Linked DNA regions of Homo sapiens: region 1 is linked to region 2. A link is a loop called in an ENCODE intact Hi-C map of the cell type or tissue named here. Cell type or tissue: heart left ventricle. All regions are shown on one strand. Each heading gives the region's core, and the rest is flanking DNA. Links, peaks and the distances in the headings are about the cores only.

What was found. A loop is a pair of places that touch in the nucleus more often than their neighbours do. Peaks named below come from ENCODE experiments on the same cell type or tissue, not always from the same donor. Only the 100,000 strongest peaks of a DNase experiment are listed, where the experiment ranks them.
Region 1: a loop joins it to region 2, with 3.0 times the contacts of the local background. A loop is called at or near these places in 3 of 110 quality-filtered maps.

Annotation. Positions count from the first base shown.
Region 1 is chr14:103,855,904-103,872,811 of GRCh38, reverse strand. PPP1R13B-DT (PPP1R13B divergent transcript) reads right to left here. Exons shown (of 3, transcript NR_038436.1): 3 at 14,763-16,688. LOC105370689 (a long non-coding RNA gene) reads right to left here and starts at 725. Exons shown (of 3, transcript NR_188198.1): 1 at 1-725. RefSeq lists an enhancer at 161-340 and silencers at 581-640, 651-1,020. In heart left ventricle, for the core only: no CTCF peak of the experiment used is centred there; no DNase peak of the experiment used is centred there; H3K27ac peaks cover 3,793 bases.
Region 2 is chr14:103,808,488-103,816,487 of GRCh38, reverse strand. The region is part of intron 1 of PPP1R13B (protein phosphatase 1 regulatory subunit 13B); the gene reads left to right. Among named protein-coding and RNA genes, the nearest start is that of PPP1R13B, 35 kb to the left of the region's middle. In heart left ventricle, for the core only: a CTCF peak has its summit at 7,889 (motif pointing left); DNase peaks (open chromatin) are centred at 4,529 and 7,917; H3K27ac peaks cover 586 bases.

The sequences.
Region 1 (16,908 bases), core at 5,435-13,434, 51 kb before region 2:
TTCAGCTGTTGAGGAATGTGCGCCCACAGATTCTGTTGGTGGAGACTTTCTGCTGAGCCGGCTGTGGTTCTGGAAACCCCCTTTCCCCCTTAAAAAAACCTTCAAGGCCTCCTAGCTATGGCCTGCGGAGGGGGTAATAAACATGAAGGAGATGTGGCTCTTCCTTCCCACAGGCCTCAACCTGCTCATTCTGTTCAGCCTCCTCCAGCTCAGGGAGCAGGACCGCGGGCCACAGGTCGCATGGCTGCGGGAAGAGTCCATCCTGCAATTGATAGGAAAAGATCCTGCGGCCGAGTTTGGCCAAGCTGTTGATGGCCACTATGGAAGTGACCTCCGGAGACGGCACATCTGACTGGCCCCGGATGCTCACTCACAGCCACGGCACTGCCCAGACACGGGGCCTTCTTCCATAAGACCCGGAGGCCTGGCCTGGAGGGCCTGGATAAGCACGCGGCAGGCTGGGCGTGTGGTGGGCACCCACCCAGGGAGGGGCGGGGGAAGCTGGATGTCGCCGCAGGAAAGGCCCAGGCTCGCCTTCTTGTCAATTTGCCATTGTCACCAAGTCCAGGACACAGCATCAGAGAAGAAGGTGGCTGCGGCAGGCAAGGCCCGGGCTGGGTGGGGGAGGGGCGCCGGGGGAAAAGAGCACCGACCCGGTCTGGGAGAACAGAAGCCCCCCAGCAGGAAGGAAACGTGGCGGGCAGGAGGGGCCCTCTGGACTCAGGAAAGGGAAGAGGCGGTGCCGGCCACGCCCAGGCCACGCCCCCATACCACGCCCCCCGTGGGTGGCGGGGCACCTGGGCGCTCCAGAGCCCAGGGCGCACCCTCAGCCAAAACCCTTGTCAAGCGTCCTGAAGCCGGCTGGCCGCCCGCCTGTCCCTGCCGCGTCCTCCTCCACCGGGAGGGCAGGAAGGCGCGCCCGGCTGCCTCTGCTTGGCTTCTCCAACGTCCCCCCAGCCGGTGCGCGCTCACCCCTACACTGGGCCTTCGCAGGTTCAGGGCGCTGGGGGTGACCACCACCCCGACGTGGCTCTCCCTGCCTGGGACCGTCACAGGCCCCCGGGAAGGGTCTGCCGGGTTGGACCGTATCTGAGCCTGGGCCAGGGTCAGTAGAAGGTGTTCTACTACCTAGACAGTAGAAGGTATTCAGGAATGGAGAGAGCCAAGGCCTGCCCACTTGCTCGCCCCAGGGAGCACCTTCTCCCCAGGAAGAGGCTCTGCCTGAGTGGCTGCTCGGGGCCTCTTATCTGAACCCTCCTGGGAACAGGAAGCCCTGAACCCTGGACCTAGGGATGGCTACAAACATAGGACAAGAACACCAGCCACAAGCCACCACAGTGGCTGCCACCATCGACCTGCACCTTCCTGGGGACTGTCACTTTTTTTTTTTTTTTAACAGGGACTGATCTCTGCTTACTGCAGCCTCCACCTCCCAGGCTCAAGAGACCCTCCTACCTCAGCCTCCCCAGTATCTGGGACTACAGGCGCAAGCCACCATGCCTGGCTTTTTTTTTTTTTCAATTTTTTGTAGAGATGGGGTCTCAATATGTTTTGCCCAGGCTGGTTTTGAACTCCTGAGCTCAAGCGATCCTCCTTCCTGGGGCTCCCAAAGTGCTGGGATTATAGGCTTGAGCCACAGCGCCCAGCGCATTAGGGAAGCAGGAGCCCAGGACAGCCAGAGCAATGCCATTGTAAGTTCATCTCCATCCTGAGACTAACAAGGCACATTCCTTGCCAGCCACAACTTGTGGTCACAAGAAGCTTACAATTAAGGGAACAGCCTAAAGATACCTGCAAGGATGCACTCCTACAAGAGAAAGTCCAGATGTCCCCATACTCGTAACAACATATGCTTTCGAAATAATTACAGCTATCATTAGATGTACTTACACTAAAGTGTCAAGGATAGTTTTCTTTTTGTTTTGGTTTTTGGGTTTTTGGGGGGTTTTTAGGTTTTGTTTAGACAGGGTTTCGCTCTGTTGCCCAGGCTAGAGCACAGTGGCACTATCATAGCTCACTGCAGCCTCAGCCTCCTGGCCTCAAGCGATCCTCCCACCTTGGCCTCCCAAAGTATTGGGATTAGCCACCTCGCCTGGCTTGTTACTCCGTTATACTCCGCTAACAAGTGATTCCACCTGACCAGCCAGCATCCAGGGGGATTGTGCCCAGGGAGGATGGTACCAGGGCCCCTCACAGTGGTCAGAGCCAGGAATGGGCCTGGGATGGCCATGCTCCAAGGTCCAGCTGACAGCCCCAGACAGCAGGGAGGGCAGGCCTCAGGGCAGAAGGTGACCAGTGGCTGGGACCCAGACCAAGGCTGCAGCCCTGAGGTGCCACACAGGGTCAGGCAGACAGGGACCAACAAGAATGGTACAAAAGGGAAGGGACCCGGCCAGTTGGATGGGCTGTAAGAGGGTTCTGCGCAGAGCCACCTAGCAGGAACCAACCTGGTCAAGCCCTCTGGCCTCAAATCTGGCTTGGCTCCTGCGACTGAGCTGGAGCCCAGCAGGGGAATGGGGAGAGTAGGACCAGTCATGTGGCTCTAGGGATCCTGTGGCAGGGAGCCAGGCCAGGCCTGAGACTCCCTCTGCAGGGGTCAGAGGCCCAGTTCTGGGCCCCCACGTACCAGCCTGTGGCCAACCTCTAGGCTTTTCTGACCAAGGCCAGACTTTTCCTGTAAGGTCCCCTGAGACCAGGCCTGGAGGGAGTTGGACGGTGGAGCCTCAAGAGCCCACATCTTGACAGGGCCCCGCACTACCACCTCCTGTCTATGGAACACCCCATCCCTCCTCTCTTCAGGGCAGTTCAGACATTGAAGGAAGAGACAAAGAGCCTTGAATGTCACGAAAAGGAGGTTGGACTTTATCCTGCAGGCAATCAGAAGCCAGAAAGGTTTCAGGATGGATGGGCTGATCAGATTTGAGTTTCAACAGGCCACTGTGTGAGTATGCGGAAAGGGTGTGGCTGGGGACAGGAACCCCAGTGAATGGCACTGCTGTCCATGAAGAGGGGCAGCAGGGGCCTGGGCTGTGCAGGGACCAGGGGGTACAGCAAAGGGGCTGGTATCCAGAGAAAGCCCAGGGATGCCCCGGGACAGTCGTAGCACCGTGAGTCTTTGGGCCCTGTCCCTTTCCTTGAAGACCCAGCAGAGCGAGTGCTGCTTGATTTCCCAGAAGCCCTTTGTGGAGAGTAACTCGCCCCATCCCCCACCCCTGCCACACAGGCTGCTACAGACACCCAGACACCGGAGCTCCAGCCGGGGCAGGCTGCAGGATGCCCAGCCGTGTCCCCAGGATGCCCTGCACGCTGTCCTGAAAACTAACCTGTAACTGCAGCTCTTGGAGCCTTCCGGAACCCAGATCCCCACCTGAGATCAAACCAAAGACCTGGTTTAAGGTCCCTGGTTTGGCTTGTTGCCACCCAACGCTGCCCCAGTTTGCCGTCTTTTTTTTTTTTTTGAGACGGAGTCTCGCTCTGTCGCCCAGGCTGGAGTGCAGTGGCGCGATCTCGGCTCACTGCAAGCTCCGCCTCCCGGGTTCACGCCATTCTCCTGCCTCAGCCTCCCGAGTAGCTGGGACTACAGGCGCCCGCCATCACACGTGGCTAATTTTTTTGTATTTTTAGTAGAGACGGGCTTTCGCCGTGTTAGCCAGGATGGTCTCGATCTCCTGACCGCGTGATCCACCCGCCTCGGCCCCCCAGAGTGCTGGGATTACAGGCGTGAGCCACCGCGCCCGGCCGACTTCGCTATGTCTTTAGGCCAGCCCTGACCGCCCTGAGCCCCAGCTTGCCCAGGCCCTTGCAGAGTGATGGGGTCACAGAGAGGTACAGACACACAGTAGAACAACAGACATGTACATGGGGGGTGGCACATGTGACCATGGGAACAGAGAAGAGGGAGAGGGAGGAGGTCAGGGTGAGGACATCAGAGTTGGTGCCTGAAGGTGGGATGAGGCAGAGCCAGGGGTTGCCGTCACCGCCCTCTCCCCCAGGCACCAGCACCCAGCACTGGCTCTTGCTCATGGGCAGGAATGAGGAACGGATGTCATTAGTAGCAGCTCCCAGTAACTACCAATAGGTGTGAAGCCCGGTACAGTTAAAGAGGCCTGACATGCTGCAACCTGCACTTTGGCAGCACGTACCTGGGCTTTGAAGTAAGTTTCATTATCTCCAATGCACAAATGAAGAGACTGAGGGCCAGGGTGAGTAAGTCACTGTCAGTGAGTAGCCATCCTTGTCGGGTGGGAGTGTAGGCCCTGGGGGCCCAGAGTGGGCAGGGTGCTGAAGTCCCCTCCCTGTATTCCTGGGCAGCCAGGTGTGCCCTGCCAGAGCCTTGGAGCATCTCCAGTCTTGGGGCAGGAGATCCCTTAAAGTGAAGCCGAGGGTGAGCCCCCAGGTGAGGGGGTCCGAGGGCTCAGCCCATCTCCTTCCCTCCGGCCTGCCCTGAGTTTCTGAGCTGGGTGATGGGGCCCAGGAGAGCAGGAATTGTGGGCGAGGCTGGCCTCCCTGAGACTAGGTAGATCAGGAACAGTTTCTTGGAGGAGGAAGTGCCTGAGCTGAACCTTGAAGGCCGTGTCCAATTTTCACTAGCGAGGATGGAAGCAGGGACGTGTTGGGATCAACCAACAGCATGAGCAAGGATGGGCCCGGAGGGCAGGCAAGGGAATGATGAGCGGGAGGTGAAGCCAGAGGAGTTGGAATGGAGGGCCGAGGGGAGCAGGAGCCAGGGCAGGCCTCCTTCAGCACTTGGGGCCCTGCAGACACCAGCAGGTCACTTCTGTGTCAAGCTCTGAAGCAGCACCAGGGAGGCCTGGGGAACCACCTCCCAGACACACACCCTACACTGTTGGCCTGCAAGATCAGCCCTTCTAGGGCAGCACCACTGCCCAGTTACAGTCGGGTCTGGTCAGTGCCTAAGACCAGGAGGGCACAGGGGCATGGAAGTCAGGGGATTGGAGACCAGGGGCCCTGCTCCAAGAGAGGCCTCAGAGGAGCCAGCTCCACTGAGCTCTCCCCATGGCCAGCCGGTGGCACGCGCCCCTCTGAGGAGGTAAGAAATCCGAGCCTGACAACGAGCCAGATGATTGTTTCTCCTGGGATAGCAGGCCCCGAGCCAGTGCCTGCAGGCCCAGGCGTGACTGCCAGCCCCCAGCCCCGCCTCCCTCCCGGCACTGCCTGGCACTCCACTCAGCTGGGCCCTGTGCAAGGCTGCTTTGATGGTGGAAATGCACAGTCACCACTGCCCATAGGTTTGGGAGCACCTGGAGCTGAGTCTGAGGTTGCAGGGGCTCCAGGCCCCATCCCGCCTGTGTGACCTAATGGCTGGTTAATTCGCCTCTCTCGGCCTTGGTTTCCTCATCTGTCAAGTAGGAATGACAGCAGTGCTTGCTTCCTGGAGACTGTTTGAGGATGAAAGGACAATGTGTGTGAAAGGCCCCGGGGAGCTCCAGCCAGGGCGCAGGGGAGGAAGGATTAGGCAGCACCCCACAAAGCAAAGTCAGAGCTACCTAACAAGTCCACACACCTTCGAGGGGGTCAGGAGGTGGCGGAAGGTGCCTGGGAAGGCTTCCAGCAGGAAGGTTCTGGAACATCTGCCCATGTTTGAACCCCTCTCAGCGTCCTTCCAGCAATGGAGCGCCTCGCTGCTCCTCCAGGCATAGCTGCAGGTCCTCCACTCTTCTACAGAACATCCTGTGAGTCCCCTGCCCCCCCACCCCCCCAGCCCTGCAGTGTGTCCCTGGGTTTTCAAGACCAAAATGGCCAACCGGCTCGGTGGCTCACGCCTGTAATCCCAGCATTTTGGGAGGCCAAGGCAGGCAGATCACCAGGTCAGGAGTTCGAGACCAGACCAACCTGGCCAATATGGTGTAACCCCATCTCTACTAAAAATACAAAAATTGGCTGGACATGGTGGTGGGCGTCTGCAGTCCCAGCTACTCAGGAGGCTGAGGCAGAAGAATTGCTTGAACCCGGGAGACAGAGGTTGCAATGAGCTGAGATCCTGGGTGACAGAGAGACACTCTGTCTCAAAAAAAAAAAAAAAAGGCCAGCCGCAGTGGCTCACACCTGTAATCCCAGCACTTTGGGAGGCTGAGGCAGGCGGATCGTGAGGCCAATAGATCGAGACCATCCTGGCCAACATGATGAAACCCCGTCTGCACTAAAAATACAAAAATTAGCTGGGCATGGTGGCGTGCGCCTGTAGTCCCAGCTACTTGGGAGGCTGGGGCAGAAGAATTGCTTGAACCCAGGAGGTGGAGGTTGCAGTGAGCCGAGATCGCACCACTGCACTATATAGCCTGGCGACAAAGCGAGACTCCGTCTCAAAAAAAAAAAAAAAAAAAAAAAAAGAGTGGAATGACTGGAGCCACTGGTCATGGCCCGTCATCGTCAGGGGAGAAGGTGACCTGCACCATCCCTGTCCAGGGGCTTGTGCAATTTCCAGGATGCCCAGGGAGTCCCCCCGCAGCCCCCGCCCAGCTGGGAGTCCTTTCTGTGGTGCCCTGCTAAAGCTGTTCCTTCTTGGGACGAGGGAGGCAGGCATTGGCTCTGGAAGGCTCCAGTAAAGAGGAGCAAGTTCCAAGTTCCCGTCAGCAGCCCCAAAACTACTTGGCAGGTAGCTGAGTCCCACCCCAAGGGCCTCATTCCATAAATGGTGTGACATGGGCTCCCAGCACACGGGTCTTCGGTCAGTGGCCCAAGGTCAAGTCTCTGCCTTACCACCTAGTCCCTGTGTGGCCTTGAGCTAGTTGCTCAACTCCTCTGACTCTGTTCACTCACCTGAAAAGTTGTGGGTGACAATTGCGTGACCTTCCTCCAGGGAGAGCTGTGAATGCTATCAAGTTAAGTACCAGGCCAGGCGCGGTGGCTCACGCCTGTAATCCCAGCACTTTGGGAGGCCGAGGCAGGCGGATCACGAGGTCAGGAGATCGAGACCATCCTGGCTAACACAGTGAAACCCCGTCTCTACTGAAAATACAAAAAATTAGCCGGGCGTGGTGGTGGGCACCTGTAATCCCAGCTACTTGGGAGGCTGAGGCAGGAGAATGGTGTGAACCCGGGAGGCGGAGCTTGCAGTGAGCAGAGATCGCGCCACTGCACTCCAGCCTGGGCGAAAGAGCGAGACTCTGTCTCAAAAAAAAAAAAAAAAAAAAAAGTTAAGTACCAAAAAGAAGTCACAGGTGAACAACTTTTTTTTTTTTTGGAGATGGAGTCTCCCTCTGTCACCCAGGTTGGAGTGCAGTGGCACGATCTCAGCTCAGGTTTTAAGCCCTGCATGCATTAGGTATTTGTCCTAATGCTCTCCCTCCCCTTGCCTCCCCAACCCCTGACAGGCCCCACTGTGTGATGTTCCCCTCCCTGGGTCCATGTGTTCTCATTGTTCAACTCCCACTTATAAGTGAGAACATGCGGTGTTTGGTTTTCTGTTCCTGTGTTAGTTTGCTGAGAATGATGGCTTCCAGCTTCATCCATGTCCCTGCAAAGGACATGAACTCATTATTTTTTACGCTGCATTACAAAAAGATTTTTTGTAGAGATGAGGTTTCACCATATTACCCAGGCTGGGTCTTTGTATGAACATATGTTATCATTTCTCAAGGGTAAATGACTAGAAGTGGGACTATATATACACACACATTAAATTTTATAAGAAGGCCAGGCACGGTGGCTCACGCCTGTAATCCTAGCACTTTGGGAGGCCGAGGTGGGAGGATCACCTGAGGTCAGGAGTTCAAGACCAGCCTGGCCAACATGGTAAAAAACTGTCTCTACTAAAAATACAAAAATTTGCTGGGCATGGTGGCATGCACCTGTAATCCCAGCACTTTCTGAGGCTGAGGCAGGAGAATCGCCTGAACCCAGGAGACAGAGGTTGCAGTGAGTCAAGATGGTGCCACTGCCCTCCAGCCTGGGCAACAGAGCAAGAATCCATCTCAAAAAAAAAAAAGGGGGCCGGGCACGGTGGCTCACGCCTGTAATCCCAGCATTTTGGGAGGCCGAGGCGGGCGGATCACAAGGTCAAGAGATCGAGACCATCCTGGCCAACATGGTGAAACCCCATCTCTACTAAAAAAAAAATACAAAAAATTAGCTGGGCGTGGTGGTGTGTGCCTGTAGTCCCAGCTACTCGGGAGGCTGAGGCAGAAGAATGGCTTGAACCCGGGAGGTGGAGCTTGCAGTGAGCTGAGATCGCGCCACTGCACTCCAGCCTGGGCGACAGAGTGAGACTGTCTCAAAAAAAAAAAAAAAAAAAAAAAAATCTGTACACAGATGGCCATGGCAGCTTTATGCATAATTGCCAAACTTGGAAGCAACCAAGATGTCCTTCAGTAGGTCAATGGATAAATAAACTGTGGTACATCCAGAGAATGAAATATTTTTCAGCACTAAAAATAAATGAGCTATCAAACATAAAAAGACATGGCTGGGCACAGTGGCTCATGGCCTGTAATCCCAGCAATTTGGGAAGCTGAGGCAGAAGGATCACTTGAACCCAGGAGTTTGAGACCAGCCTGGGAAACATAGTAAGACCCCCATCTCTACAAAAAATCAACAAAATTAGCCAGTGTGACGGTGTGCACCTTGTGGTCCCAGTTGCTTGGGAGGCTGAGATGGGAGGATGGCCTGAGCACAGGAGGTTGAGGCTGTAGTAAGCCAAGATTGCACTATTGCCCTCCAGCCCGGGTGACAGAGTGAGACCCTATTTGTGTGTTTTGTTTGTTTGTTTGTTTTTTTGAGACGGACTCTCGCTCTGTCACCCAGGCTGGAGTGCAGTGGTGTGATCTCGGCTCACTGCAAGCTCTGCCTCCCGGGTTCACGCCATTCTCCTGCCTCAGCCTCCCGAGTAGCTGGGACTACAGGCGCCCACCACCATGCCTGGCTAATTTTTTTTTTTTTTTTTTTTTTGTATTTTTAGTAGAGACGGGGTTTCACCGTGTTAGCCAGGATGGTCTTGATCTCCTGACCTCGTGATCCGACTGCTTCGGCCTCCCAAAGTGCTGGGATTACAGGCGTGAGCCACTGCACCTGGCCGAGTGAGGCCCTATTTGAAAAAAAAAAACAAAAACCCAAAATACGAAAAAATGAAAAGCCTACATACTGTATGATTTCAGTACAGGACATTCTGTAACAAGCAAAACTACGGAGACAGCATAAGGTCAGTGGTTGCCCGAAGTTGGGGAGGGAGGGATGAATAGTGGAGCACGGGGGATTTTTAGGACAGAGAAACTACTCTGTATGACACTAGAGTGGCAGATACATATGGTTATGCATTTGTCCAAACCCATAGAATGTATGAGAGCAAGCGTGAGCCCGAATGTAAACTATGGACTCTGGAGATCATGATGTGTCAATGAAGGTTCATTGATTGTAACAAACGTGCCACTGTCAGGGGAGATGTTGGCAGTGGAGGAGGCTGCATGGGGTGGAGGGACAGCGGTCTATGGGAGAGCTCTGTGTCTTCCACTCCATTTGGCTGTGAACCTAAAACTTCTCTAAAAAATAAAGCCTATCATAATATTTTTAAAAAATCAAGCCAGGCAGAACAGGGTCTGGAGGCAGGGAATCTAAGGGCATTTCACACCAACTTCCTAGAACTAAATTGAAAAGAAAACCCTAACTTTCCAAGCCTAAATAACAAAAGGAGCCGAAGCTACTTCTTTTGCAAACCTCCTTTTTTTTTTTTTTTTTTTGGAGACAGGGTCTCTGTGGTCGAGGCTGGAGTGCCAGTGGCATGATCTTGGCTCACTGCAACCTCTGCCTCCCAAGTCCAAGCGATTCTCCTGCCTCAGCCTCCCGAGTAGCTGGGACCACAGGCAGGTGCCACCACCACGCCCAACTAATTTTTTTGTATTTTTAGTAGAGATGGGGTTTCGCCATGTTGGCCAGGCTGGTCCTGAACTTCTGACCTCAAGTGATCCGCTCTCCTCAGTTTCCTAAAGTGCTGGGATTACAAGCGTGAGCCACTGCACCTGGCTTGAACCCACACCTTTTCTTCATGGCAGATGGGAAATTGGCTGTTGGCAACCAATCAGACTGAATGGTGACCGAGTCTTCATTTGCACAGGAGTATAACTTTGTAACTTTAGCCTCTGATTGGTCACTTTCTATAGCCAATCAGATGTTTGCACAGGAGTGTGACCTTTGTAACTTCACTTCAGCCTCTGATTGACTGCTTTCCGCAACCAATTGTGGGCCACTGCTTCATTTACATAAGGTGACTACCAAGTGGCCAATAGGAAACCTGTAGTGGGTATTTGAACCCGAGAAGATTCTGTATCCGGGCTCTTGAGCTGCTCCAGCTGCTTCCACACTGTGGAGTGTACTTTCATTTTCAGTAAATCCCTGCTTTCGTTCTTTCATTGCTTCATTCTTTCTTTGCGTTGCTGGGCATTTTGTCCAATTCTTTGTTCAAAACGCCAAGAACCTGGAAAACTTGCAGTCAAGACCCTCTACTGGTGACACAAGTACATGGATTATTATTATGATGATGATTTTTTTGGAGACAGAGTCTCGTTCTGTTTTCCAGGCTGGAGTGCAGTGGCATGATCTAGGCTTACTTCAATCTCCACCTCCCAGGTTAAATCAATTCTTGTGCCCCAGCCTCCCGAGTAGCTGGGATTACAGGTGCGTGCCACCACACCTCGCTAATTTGTCTATTTTTAGTAGGGATGGGGTTTCACCATGTTGGCCAGCCTGATCTCAAACTCCTGGCCTCAAGACATCCGCCGGTATGTGCATGTATGTGGGGGTGTGTGTGTGTGTGTAAATTCCCCCCTGGCCCCAGCTGGACCCGTCTTTCAAGACCAACATCCTTCAGCAAAGCCCCTCCTGGCCTTGCCTGTGCTCTTCAGACCTCGCTCAGCTGAGCAGACCCCTGGCTCCGGGCAGGCTAAGGGGCCAGCAACTTCCTTTCAGCGTTTCTGGGAGGTATGCACCATGTCCTCCTACTTCACTTGAGAGGTGTTTCCTGAACTTTTCAGAACCATCTCAGGCACCCCAGCACCAATTGCAGCAGTCAGCCACCTTATCTCCAAATGCCACTGCCAGCTGCCTTCTCTGGTGTTGGCAAAAAGGACAGATCACCCTGTTCCCCTCTGTACTCATGTCTATGTGGGGAAGGCTGGTGTGGGTGAGCCAGTGAGAAGATGCTGCTGTTGAGCTGGTGGGAGTGTTTCAAGGTCAGGTCGGCAGCCTTCTCACTCAAGGCAGATCAGCAGATGAGCTGGCTGGCCATGAGATGGGGCCCTCCCTAGCAGGCAGCAGCGTCTCACCCAGTGCAGGGACACAGCAAATGCCGATGTGGTGTTCACCATGTGATGCACACATTGTTTCATGTAACTGACAAAAATCCTTGAGGGAGGCTGGGCGCTGTGGCTCACTACTGTAATCCCAGCACTTTGCGAGGCCAAGGCGGGTGGATCACCTAAGGTCAGGTGTTTGAGACCAGCCTGGCCAACATGGTGAAACTTCGTCTCTACTAAAAATACAAAAATTAGCTGGGCATGGTGGTGCACGCTTGTAGTCCCAGCTACTTGGGAGGCTGAGGCAGGAGAATTGCTTGAACCCGAGAGGTGGAGGTTGCAGTGAGCCGAGATCTTACCACTGCACTCCAGCCTAGGTGACAGAGCAAGACTCTGTCTCAAAAATAATAATAATAATAATAATAATAATAATAATAATAATAATAATCCTTGAGGGAGGCACTGTTATTATCCCCATCTACAGGTGAGCAAACTAAGGCACAGAAACGTTATGTAACTGGCCCAAAATTACACAGCCGAAACTAAGTGGCAGATGTTCTCTAGCTCCACAGTCCAAGCTCATAGGTACTGTGTGAAAGAAAGCACATTTTGGGCCGGGCGCGGTGGCTCACGCCTGTAATCCCAGCACTTTGGGAGGCCGAGGCGGGCAGATCACGAGGTCAGGAGATCGAGACCATCCTGGCTAACATGGTGAAACCCCGTCTCTACTAAAAATACAAAAAATTAGCCGGGCGAGGTGGCGGGCGCCTGTAGTCCCAGCTGCTCAGGAGGCTGAGGCAGGAGAATGGCGTGAACCCAGGGGGCGGAGCCTGCAGTGAGCTGAGATCCAGCCAAGATTGCGCCACTGCACTCCAGCCTGGGCAACAGCGAGACTCCATCTCCAAAAAAAAAAAAAAAAGAAAGAAAGAAAAGAAAGCACATTTTGCTAACTTCTTGCTACAAAATATCCAAGTAGTTACTGCCAAATGGATCCTGAGCTCATAAAACAATGCAAAGTGTATACATTGTAGAGAGTGCAGGATTTAGAGTCAGAAGAGCTGGATTTGAATCTTGGCTCTCCCACTCAGAGGCTGAAAGACCCGGAAAGCCTCCATATCCTCATCTGTAATGAAGGAGAAATGGTATTTCCTTCACAGGATTATAGCGACCGGCAAGTGAGATAAAATCCTTTGAAACACTTGGGAATGATGCAATGACAATTTTGAAAATCAAAATTAAATTTCAACATAAAAATAAATTAAGGAGCACTCAGAACTGGCCTTGATTCGGCCCTCTAGAAAGACCACAGCAGACGGACTAGGAGAGAAACCCCTGGCCAGGAAAGGCAGGGGCATCTGAGAAGCTTCAAGAAGGGGTTTTCGTACATGACAGATGACGGAATCAGCGCTCCTGCTTGGGACAGTGAAGGGACATTGTCCTCAGGAGTGGGACCCAAGGTTGACCTGGAAGCAGCTGGCCGGCGGGAAGGACAGGGCAGGGCTGGAAGCCAGCGTGCCAGCCGAGTCGCTTCTCCCCAGGCTCAACTTCCTCCCACCAGGAGCCCCTGTGACAGGGAGCACAGATGGTCGGAGAGTTCCAGGTGGGCCAGGGAACAGAGAATTCGGACCGAGAGTTGGACGGAGGCAGGCCGTTGGGTGCCCACCCAGGGGACTGCAGGGAGGTGGGTGCCGAGGGAGCACAGAGGCTAGACACTGGCAAGGGAGCGAGCAGGGATGGTCTGAGCTGGGAATGGTTTGCCAGCAGCTTCACTGGGCAGAACTGGCAACACTCTCCACCCCTTAGTTACCTGTGAGGGAGCCAAGGAGTTGTCCTCCAAGGAGGTGGTCAGCCAATTTCAGAGGTCAGCCGAGAAGAGGCACCCCTTCTTCTCAGGCCTCCTTCCCTTTCCCTTCCCCACCCTCAACATTCACTAAACACCTGCAGAGGTTTATGGGACCAGGTGCCAGGAAGGCCCCACATCTGTCCCCACCCGGCCAGCTCATGTGGTCCTTCCTTTCCTTCCTTCCCTCCCTCCCTCCCTGGCTCCTTCCCTCCACTCGCTCCCTCCCTCCCCTGGCTCCCTCACTTCCTTCCTTCCTCCCCCTTCCCTTCCTTCCCTCCCTCCCTTCCTCCCTTCCTTCCTTAGTGGTTACTTACTGAGTGTCAGGCACTGTTTTAAGTGCTTGGGACACATATACAGATCCCTGCTCTCCTGGAACTTATATTTTACTAGGAGCAAGACAATAAACAATAAATATAATAAGACCAGGCATGGTGGCTCATGCCTGTAATCCCAGCACTTTGGGAGGCCGAGACAGGTGGATCACCTGAGGTCGGGAGTTCGAGACCATCCTGACCAACATGGAGAAACCCCGTCTCTACTAAAAATACAAAATTAGCCAGGCGTGGTGGCACATGCCTATAATCCCAGCTACTGGAGAGGCTGAGGCAGGAGAATCGCTTGAACCCCGGAGGCGGAGGTTGCGGTGAGCCAAGATCGCGCCATTGCACTCCAGCTGGGGCGACAAGAGTGAAACTCCGTCTCAAAAAAAAAAAAAAAAAAAAAAAAAAAAAAAATATATATATATATATATATATATATATATATATATATATATATATATATATATAATATGTGAATAAAATGTTATATTAGAAGGCAATATATGTTAGGGGAAAGAGAAAAAGTAGAACAGAGCATCCTGGGTTGGCTGTCCAGAGGGTGAGCCCAGAAACTGGGATTCCAGGGCCAGCTGTGGGTCTGGAAAGTGATCCTAGGAAGCGAGATGAGGAGGGAAGGAGAGAGGACAGGGTGCATAGCTGAACAGGGTACCCTGCGCCTGCCTGGGCTCAGTGGCCTCTGGGCAGCTGTGTGGAACGTGCATCCAAGCAGAGCCGGCCCGTCAGGGGAGGGGGCCGGGGACCCTCCAGCCCCAGTCTTTGTGAGGACTGCTCCTATGCAGCAGCCATCGTGGTGGAGTGGCCTCCCACAGCCTCAGGGGCTGCCAGACGGGTCGGGTGGGGACAGCCTGGGGCAGTGGCTCTCCAAGTGTGGTCCCTGGACCAGCAGCATCAGCAGCACAGGGGAACTTGTTAGAAATGCGAATACTTGGGCCCATCCCAGACCTACTGGAGCAGACGCCCTGGGGATGGACCCAGCCCTCCAGGCGATTCTCAGGTGCTGAAGATGGAGAAGCAGCGGCTTTAGGGATGTGGCTAGGCACTGCTAAGGGATGTGGCTAGGCACTGCTAAGGGATGTGGCTAGGCACTGCTAAGTTCTGCACAGGGTTTGGGGAATCGGGAGTGAGTGGGGTAGTGTAGGGGTGGTGTCTTAGTTGCAGCTGCTGTAACAAAGTATCATTAACTGGGTGCTTGTCAACAACAAAAATGTATTTCTCACAGTTCTGCAGACTGGAAAGTCCAAAGTCAGGGCAGCAGCAGGTGCAGGGTCTAAGGAGGGCCTGCTTTCTGCTTCAGCTTCATAGACAGTACCTTTTTTTTTTTTTTTTTTTTTTTTTGAGATGGAGTCTTGCTCTGTCGCTAGGCTGGGGTGCAGCAGCACGACCTTGGCTCACTGCAACCTTCGCTTCCGGGTTCAAGTGATTCTCCTGCCTCAGCCTCCTGAGTAGCTGGGATTACAGGTGCCCACCACGTCCGGCTAATTTTTGTGTTTTTAGTAGAGACGGGGTTTTGTCATGTTGGTCAGGCTGGTCTTGAACTCTTGACCTCAGGTGATCCGCCCGCCTCAGCCTTCCAAAGTGCTGGGATTACAGGCGTGAGCCACCGCACCCGGTCGACAGCACCTTTTGACAGTGTCCACACATGCCAGAAGGGGTGAGGGGTCTCTCTAAGACCCCTTTTATAAGGGCATTAATCCCATTCATGAGGCTCTGCTTGTTATGGACTGAATGTGCTCTCCCCAAATTCATGTGTTGAAATCCTAACCCTTAAGGTGGTGGTATTTGGAAATACATTTGCACTATCGGAGGAGGCCTTGAAGGACAGACCACGTGTCAGCAGATCCACCTAGAATGGAAGAGAGGGGCCTTGGAGAGCCACAGCCCGGACCACAGGGGCTGTGGAGAACACAGCAGTCTGGCTTGCTGGGAGCAGAGTTGGGGCACTGCCGGCGAGGCCACCAGGTGTGGCTGTTACATGACAGCCATAGATGGTGCTATGGAAGGGCCTTCAGTGGGGTAGTGACATACGTATTTTGGGGTTCTGTTAAAATGCAGTTGTTCTTACAAACCAGGAAGGCTCTGGCTCAGGAATTCTCTTGATGTCTCATACTACAGAAACCCCCTACAAAGAAGAAAGGTGTTTGTGCAGAAGTTTCCTGCACACCTGTGCTGGGTGTCCGGCTCTCGTCCTCCCAGATTGATGCTCCATCCTTCACCCTGCTTTTGCCTTTTGGGGCCACCTCCATGGGCTGCAGCCAGATGTGGAGGTGCCCTGTGGGAGGTCAAAGGCAGGAGAGGGAGCGATGCGGGAATGGATCCCCTCCCTCTTTGGGCCTGCCTCTGACCAATGCCACTGCCCTCCAGGCCAGCCTCCTCTGGACTTTCTTCTTTGCTGGAGAGCTCCCCTTTCTCTTCCTTCCAGCCCTGATGGTGGAAAGAGTCCCCCTAATGCTGGTCCCAGAGTCCTGCCCTCCCCTAGTGGTCCCCCCTTCCTTCTGTAAGCATCCCCCTTTGTAAATCGCCTTCCTGGAATTTCCCTAATTTGAGGAAGCCATCTGTTTCCCTATGGGACCCTGACTGATGTGACAGCGTTGTGAGTAATGGCGGGAACTGGAAGCAGCCAAGAGGCAGAGAGCTGGGGAAAAGCAGTGGGTTAGGTAGAAGAATGTCAGGGAAAACCCGAAATAAAGGCAGGAGTGAGCGGGCGCTTAGGGTGGGATGCTTGGTGAAGAAGAAAAGACGGAAGACTAAAGTGTGTGGCCTGACACAACATCCAGAGGGAAAGCTCGCTGTGTGCAGGGACCAAGACTCCTACCCTCCTTCGGGCCTAGCACGGAGGACGCAAGAAAGGTCAGGAATGAATGAATGGATGAAGTGTCCTGGCCCAGCAGCCTTTTCTTCCTCACAGGGGCCCCAGACAGATTCCAGAAGGAAGGGAGAAAGAGAGGTTTAGACCCTGAAAGACCAGTACAGTGTGTGTAGGACACCAGGCAAACCCTGCCAAGGCAGAGGGCGGGACTTGTGGAGCTGGGAGTTTTTGGAGGCAGCGGCCACCAGGTGGAGGCCATAGACTTGGCTCCGGGTTCCAGTCACAGGCTCCGTAGCTCTGTGGCCCTGGGCAAGTGGCAAAGCCTCTCTGGGCTTCAGAGAACGCCTGCCCCGCTCTGAGTCCTCGCAGGAAGATGAGGCTGCAGTCAGCTGAACACTTGCTGAGTTCTGGGCATGGCGACCCCTACCCCTGGACAGTGATCCTGTGACAGAGGCCTGTTGCAGGAATGAAAACAGGTGGGTTGGCTCCGGAGACCCCCTCTCTGAGTTCCAAGACTCCTGTGTGGGAACTCCTGGCAGGGACACTCTTTTCTGTGGCCTGGGGTGGATGTCGCTGGGTTTCCAGCTGTATTTTATTTGGTGGAGGCAGCGGTGGAGTCTGCCCTCCATGCACATTTATTAGGTGTCTACTGTGTGCTGGGCACTGGGGATCTGG
Region 2 (8,000 bases), core at 1-8,000:
TTCGAACTCCCGACCTCAGCTGATCCGCCCGCCTTGGCCTCCCAAAGTGCTGGGATTACAGGCGTGAGCCACTGTGCCTGGCCGGAAACCTGGCCTGAGTTCTGGAGTTCAAGACCAGCCTGGTCAACATGGTGAAACCCCGTCTCTACTAAAAATACAAAAATTAGCCGGGGGTGGTGGCACGCACCTGTATTCCCAGCTACTTGAGAGGCTGAGGCAGGAGAATCGCTTGAACCTGGGAGGCAGAAGTTGCAGTGAGCCAAGATCATCTGCACTCCAGCTTGGGCAACAGAGTGAGACTCTTGTCTCAAAAAAAAAAAAAAAGTTGTTTTCATTGAGAAAAATATTTTACTGATGGTATAGGTTGAATACTTGGCATAGCTAGTTTTTTGTTTGTTTGTTTTGAGATGGAGTCTTGCTCTGCTGCCCAGGCTGGAGTGCAGTGGCGCGATCTCAGCTCACTGCAAGCTCTGTCTCCTGGGTTCATACCATTCTCCTGCCTCAGCCTCCCGAGTAGCTGGGACTGCAGGTGCCCGTCACCACACCTGGCTAATGTTTTCGTATTTTTAATAGAGACGGGGTTTTACCGTGTTAGCCAGGATGGTCTCGATCTCCTGACCTTGTGATCTGCCCGCCTCGGCCTCCCAAAGTGCTGGGATTACAGGCATGAGCCACCACACCTGGCCGTACTTTTTTTTATTATTTTAAAATTATTTTATTTTATTTTATTTTGAGATGGAGTTTCACTCTTGTTGCCCAGGCTGGAGTGCAGTGGTGCGATCTTGGCTCAGTGCAACCTCCACCTTCCAGTTTCAAGCGATTCTCCTGCCTCAGCCTCCTGAGTAGCTGGGATTACAGGCGCCCGCCACCGTGCAGGATAATTTTTGTATTTTTAGTAGAGACAGCGTTTCACCATGTTGGCTGGGCTGGTCTTGGAACTCCTGACCTCATGATCCACCCACCTTGGCTTCCCAAGGTGCTGGGATTACAGGCGTGAGCCACCATGCCTAGCCTGTGTTTGTGTTTTTTAAATAACAGCTTTATTGGTACATAATTCACATACAATAACATTCATTTTTTCAAAATGTACAATTCATTGGTTCTTAGTATATTCACAAATTGTGCAACCATCACTACTATCTAGTTTTATATTTTCATCCCAAAAAGAAATCTTGTACCCATTTTTCAGTCACTCCCGCTCTCTCCTTCCTCCCAGCTCCTACCAACGACTAATCTACTTTATCTCTCCGTGGATTTGCCTGTTTTGGACATTTTATAAAAACAGAATCATATAATATGTGAACATTTTGTATCTGGCTTCTTTCACTTGGCTTAATGTTTCCAAGCTTCATCCATGTTTAGCATTCATTTGAATCCTTTTTATGGTCAAATAATATTCCAGTGTATGGGTATACCACATTTTGTTTAGGCATTCATCAGTTTGAGTTGTTTCCACTTTTTGGCTATTATGAATAATACCATAAATATTTCCAAGTTTTTACATAAACATCTATTTTTTTTCTTTCCTTTTGTTTTTTTTTGTGAGACGGAGTCTTGCTCTGTCGCCCAGGCTGCAGTGCAGTGGTGTGATCTTGGCTCACTGCAAGCTCCACCTCCCGGGTTCACACCTGTCTCCTGCCTCAGCCTCTTGAGTAGCTGGGACTACAGGCGCCCACCACCATGCCCGGCTAATTTTTTGTATTATTAGTAGAGACAGGGTTTCACTGTGTTAGCCAGGATGGTCTCGATCTCCTGACCTCGTGATCCGCCCACCTTGGCTTCCCAAAGTGCTGGGATTACAGGCGTGAGCCACCGCGCCCCGCCGCCGGTTTTTGTTTTTTTTTAAATAGTGATGTGGTCTCGTCAAGTTGCTTAGGCTCATCTCTTAACTCCTACCCTCAAGTGATCCTTTTGCCTCAGCCTCCTAAAGTCTTGGGATTATAAGTGTGAGCCACGGGGCTCAGCCCATTGAAACTTTTACTGCCTTATCTTTTTTATTTTGAAGCATTTTAGAGTAGTGGTTTAAAGCTTAAGCTTTGGAGTCACACAGGCCAGGGTTAAATCCTGACTCTAGTATTTATTAGTTCAGCAGACTTGGGACAAATTATTATTTTATTTATTTATTTATTCATTTATTTTGAGACGGAGTCTTGCTCTGTCGCCCAGGCTGGAGTGCAGTGGGGCAATCTCGGCTCACTGCAAGCTCGGCCTCCCAGGTTCATGGCATTCTCCTGCCTCAGCCTCCCAAGTAGCTGGGATTATAGGCATGTGCCACCATGCCCGGCTAATATTTGTATTTTTAGTAGAGACGGGGTTTCACCATGTTGGCCAGGCTGGTCGTGAACTCCAGACCTCAGGTGATCCATCCGCCTTGGCCTCCCAAAGTGCTGGATTACAGGTGTGAGCCACCACGCCCATCTGGGACAAATTATTTAACCTCTCTGACCCTCTTTTTCCTAATCTGTAAAGTGAAGAGTAGTACCTATATCACAAAGATGGTATGACAATTGAGAATGTGTAAAGTCCATACTATAATGAGTAATAATAAGTACCAATAAATGATAATGGAAATGTTTTTTCCCTAGTGCAGTGACTTTTCATTTAGTTTTATGGAAGTCCTGGTAGGTTTCATGAGGCCCTCAGAGTAGTATCTTTCAAACTTTTCTGACCATGAACCCACACTAAGAAATACCTTTTACAAGGTGACTCAGTTCTTACCTAAATACTCAGACACGTATCTATACGTGTCAAAATGTCAGGAGAAAACACCCTATGTTACTCTTCTCTTACCCTGCTATAAAGAACTACCGGAGACTGGGTAATTTATAAAGGAAAGAGATTTAATGTACTCACAGTTCTGCGTGCCTGGGAGACCTCAGGAACTTACAATCATGGCGGAAGGCACCTCTTCACAGGCTGACAGGAGAGAGAACGAATGCCAGCAGGGGAAATTCCAGATGCTTATAAAACCATCAGATCTCGTGAGACTCACGCATTATCACGAGAACAAAATGGGAGAAACCGCCCCATGATCCAATTATGTCCACCTGGTTCTCCCCTTGACACATGGGTATTACAATTCAAGATGAGCTTTTGGGTGGGGCACAGCCAAACCATATCTTACCCTTTCCATGGGCAGTGTACTGTCTTATTTTTTATAGAAGTTTTAGATATACAGAAAGATGGAGCAGAAAGTACGGTGGGGACGTGAAAGTACAGTGGGGACTCTCTTCTGGATTTGTGCTTTTTTTTTTTAACATTGCTGAATAACTGAATAATATTCCAGCAGTATTATGTACCACAGTTTGTTTATCCATTCATCTACTGAAGGACATCTTGGTTGCTTCCAAGTTTTGGCAATTATGAACAAAGCTGCCATAAACATTCACATGCAGGTTTTTGTCTGGACACATTTTCAACTCCTTTGGGTAAAGACCAAGTGGTGGGATTGCTGGATCACATGGTAAAAGTATGCTTAGTTTTTTAAGAAGCCACCAAACTGTCTTCCAACATGGCTGTACCATTTTGTATTCCCAACTGCAAGTTCCTTTTGCTCCGCATCCTCACCAGTGTTAGGTGTTGTCGATGCTTTGGATTTGGGCCATTCTAGTAGGTGTGTAGTAGTATTTCACTGTTGTTTTATTAATAATTTGCAATTCCCAAATGACCTATGATACGGAACATGTTTTTCATATGTTTATTTTTCCATTTGTATGTCATCTTTGGTGAAGTATCTGTTCAGATCATTTGCCCATTAAAAATTAGGTTGTTTTGGCCAGGTGCGGTGGCTCACGCGTGTAATCCTAGCACCTTGGCTGAGGCAGGGGGATCATTTGAGGTCAGGAGTTCGAGACCAGCCTGGCCAACATGGTGAAACACCATCTCTACTAATGATACAAAAATTGGCTGGGCCTGATGGCAGGCACCCCAATCCCCGCTACTCAGGAAGCTGAGTCACGAGAATCGCTCGAACCCAGGAGGCAGAGGTTGCAGTGAGCTGAGCTTGTGCCACGGCACTCCAGACTGGGCGACAGAGTGAAACTGTGTCTCAAAAACACAGAAACAGCCACACGCGGTGGCTCACGCCTGTAATCCCAGCACTTTGGGAGGCCGAGGTGGGCGGATCACAATGTAAGGAGTTCGAGACCAGCCTGGCCAATATGGTGAAACCCCATCTCTACTAAAAATATACAAAAATTAGCTGAGTGTGGGGGCAGGCACCTGTAGTCCCAGCTACTCGGGAGGCTGAGGCGGGAGAATCGCTTGAACCCAGGAGGCAGAGGTCACAGTGAGCTGAGATTGCGCCACTGCATTCCAGCCTGGGTGACAGAGACTGTCTAGAAAAAAAAAAAAAAAAAAACCACACACAGAAACAAAAACATTAGCTTGTTTTATGATTATTGAGGTTTTTTTTTTTTTTTTTTTTTTGAGGGGGAGTCTGGCTCTGTCGCCCAGGGTGGAGTGTAGTGGCTCAATCTCAGCTCACCGCAAGCTCCGCCTCCCAGGTTCACGCCATTCTCCCACCTCAGCCTCCCAAGTAGCTGGGACTATAGGCGCCCACCACCACACCCGGCTAATGCTGTTTTTGTATTTTTAGTAGAGACGGGGTTTCACCATGTTAGCCAGGATGATCTTGATCTCCTGACCTCATGATCTGCCAGCCTTGGCCTCCCAAAGTGCTGGGATTACAGGTGTGAGCCACTGCGCCCGGCCTGGGTGACAGAGCGAGACTCCATCTCAAAAAAGAAAAAAGAGTTATTTGTGTATTTAGGATACAAGTCCTTTATGTATTTATTTATTTAGTGACGGTCTCACTCTTGTGCCCAGGCTGGAGTGCAGTGGCACAGTCATAGCTCACTGCAGCCTCGACCTTCTGGGCTCAAGCAATCCTCCTACCTCAGCCTCCCAAGAAGCTGGGACTACAGGCCTGCACTACTACACCTGGCTACTTTTTGTGTTTTTTGTAGAGATGGGGTCTCCCTATGTTGTTCAGACTGTTCTCGAACTCTTGGGCTCAAGTGATCCACCCATCTTAGCCTCCCAAAATGCTGGGATTACAGACATCCCGAAGTGCTGGGATTATAGGTGTGAACCACCACACCTGGCCAAGTCCTTTATCAAATATGTACTTTGCAGATATTTTCTCCCAGTCTGTGGCTTGTCTTTTCATTCTCTTAATAACTGTTATATATTGTTCTGTTCTAGTTCATTAAAAAACAAAACTGGTCCTGAGGCACTAATTGATTTTAGAGCCCACTAAGAGGTCATAGTCTGTGGTTTAAAATTCAGTGTTTGTTCTGCTTCCATAATATTCACGTGATCAACATTAGTAAAGCAACCATTATTTCAAGCAGTAATTTTCTTTGTCTTTTTTTTTTTTTTTTTTTTTTTTTGAGGAGGAGTCTCACGCTGTCCTCTAGGCTGGAGTGCAGTGTGGCATAATCTCAGCTTACTGCAACCTCTGCCTCCCGGGTTTAAGCAATTCTCCTGCTTCAGCCTCCTGAGTTAGGTGGAATTACAGGCACGCACTGCCATGCCCGGCTAATTTTTTTTTTTTTTTTAGTAGAGACGGGGCTTCACCATGTTGCCCAGGCTGGTCTTGAACTCCTGACCTCAAGTGATCCACCGGGCTCAGCTTCCCAAAGTGCTGGGATTACAAGCACGAGCCACCACACCTAGCCTCAAGCAGTCACTTTCAATTTTTTTTTTTCTTTTTTGAGATGGAGTCTCGCTCTGTCATCCAGGCTGGAGTGCAGTGGTGCGATCTCGGCTCACTGCAAGCGCCACCTCCCGGGTCACGCCATACTCCTGCCTCAGCCTCCCGAGTAGCTGGGACTACAGGCGCCCACCACCACGCCCAGCTAATGTTTTGTATTTTTAGTAGAGACGAGTTTCACTGTGTTAGCCAGGATGGTCTTAATCTCCTGACCTCATGATCCGCCTGCCTTGGCCTCCCAAAGTGCTGGGATTACAGGCATGAGCCACCACGCCCAGCCAAAGTAATTTTCAATATTGATGAACAGTGGTGTCAGAATTGATACTGTTCTTTATTCTAGAGTATTATTTTCTAATTTTAATTTTTTATTATTTTTGAGAGGAAGTCTCACTCTGTCACTTGGCTCACTGCAACCTCTGCCTCCTGGGTTCAAACGATTCTCCTGTCTCAGCCTCCTGAGTAGCCGGGATTATAGGCATGTGCCACCACGTCGGGCTAATTTTTGTATTTTTGGTAGAGATGGGGTTTCACCATGTTGGCCAGGCTGGTTTCGAACTTCAGACCTCATGATCCACCTGCCTCAGCCTCCGAAAGTGCTGGGATTAAAGGCATGAGCCTCCACGCCTGGCCTTTTTAAAATTTTGAGACAGCTGGGCGCGGTGGCTCACACTTGTAATTCCAGCACTTTGGGAGGCCAAGGCGGGCAGATCACAAGGTCAAGAGATCAAGACCATCTGGCCAACATGGTGAAACCCCGTCTCTACTAAAAATACAAAAATTAGCCAGGCATGGTGGCGCATGCCTCTAGTCCCAGCTACTAGGGAGGCTGAGGCAGGAGAATCACTTGAACCCGGGAGGCAGAGGTTGCAGTGAGCCGAGATCGTGCCACTGCACTCCAGCCTGGGCGACAGAGCGAGACTCTGTCTCAAAAATAATAATAATAATTTTGAGACAAGAGTTTCACTTTGTCACCCAGGCTGGAGTGCAGTGGTTTGATCATAGCTCACTGCAGCCTTGACCTCCTGGGCTCAAGTGATCCTCCCTGCCTCAGCCCCCCACGTGTCTGGGACTACTGGCATATACTACCATGCCTGGCTAATTTTTTGTGCTTTTTGTAGAGATAGGGTTTCGCCATGTTGCCCAGGCTGATCTCGAGCTCCTGAGCTCGAGCAGCCTGCCCACCTCAACCTCCCAAAGTGCTGGCATACAGGTGTGAGCCGCCACACCCAACCTATTCTAGAGTATTCTTTAAGTTTTAGTGGATAGAATAAATGTGGTCAGCTGTATCACCTCTATATCCTGTAGTCATGACACATCTTGGTATTATGGAAAGCTGTATGAATTTCACATTTCTACAAGGTTTAAGATAGGTTCTCTCAAAATGCGTTATGCTTTTAAATACTGAAGGGACTATATACTAAGTAAATAATGCAAATAGAAGCTAAGGTGTCTATTTTGTATTCCCAGGAATACTGTATAATGTAATTTAAAATGTGAAATTATTAACGCAAGTAAAACAGTGATTAGAACTCAACAGAATTGATAAGGTTATTGAGATCTATTGTAGTGGCTATTTAACTTTGAGTAGATGCTACTCAGATATTTAAATATGTCTAGGCTGAGCATGGTGGCTCATGCCTGTAATCCCAGCACTTTGGGAGGCCAAGGCGGGAGGATAATTGAGCCCAGGAGTTAGAGACCAGCCTGGGCATAGACCCCATCTCTACAAAAAATAAAAAAAATTAGCTGTGGTGCGCTTTTACAGTCTCAGCTACTTGAAAGTTGAGGCGAGGGAGGATCACTTGAGCCTAGGAGTTCGAGGGTGCAGTGAGCTAGGATTGGTGCTGCTGCGCTCAGCCTGGGCAGCAGAGCAAGATCCTGTCTCTAAAAAAAAGAAACATTAAAAAAAATGGGTGTATAGCTGTCTCTGCCTTCGTAAGAGGGTTAAATATGTACTTCTACAGTCTTATTTATTTAGAAAAAAATTTTCATTGCTCTAAGGTTAATTTTATTCCTTTTCCAAAATAATACAAGCCCTAATTATGGAAATTGAACTTAATATGATCTTACTAAACTGTACCTTTATTTTCCTTGGAGTTAATTCTTCATCCCTAAAATTTGTGTCAGGGGAAGGGGGTAGTGCTGAACTCACCCCCGTTACCCTGCAGTGCCACCTTGTGGAAAGAAGCTTTAGCTCAAGCTTGTCCAACCCATGGCACCGGGCCACAGGAGGCCCAGGACAGCTTTGAATGCAGCCCAACACAAATTAGTAAACTTTCTTAAA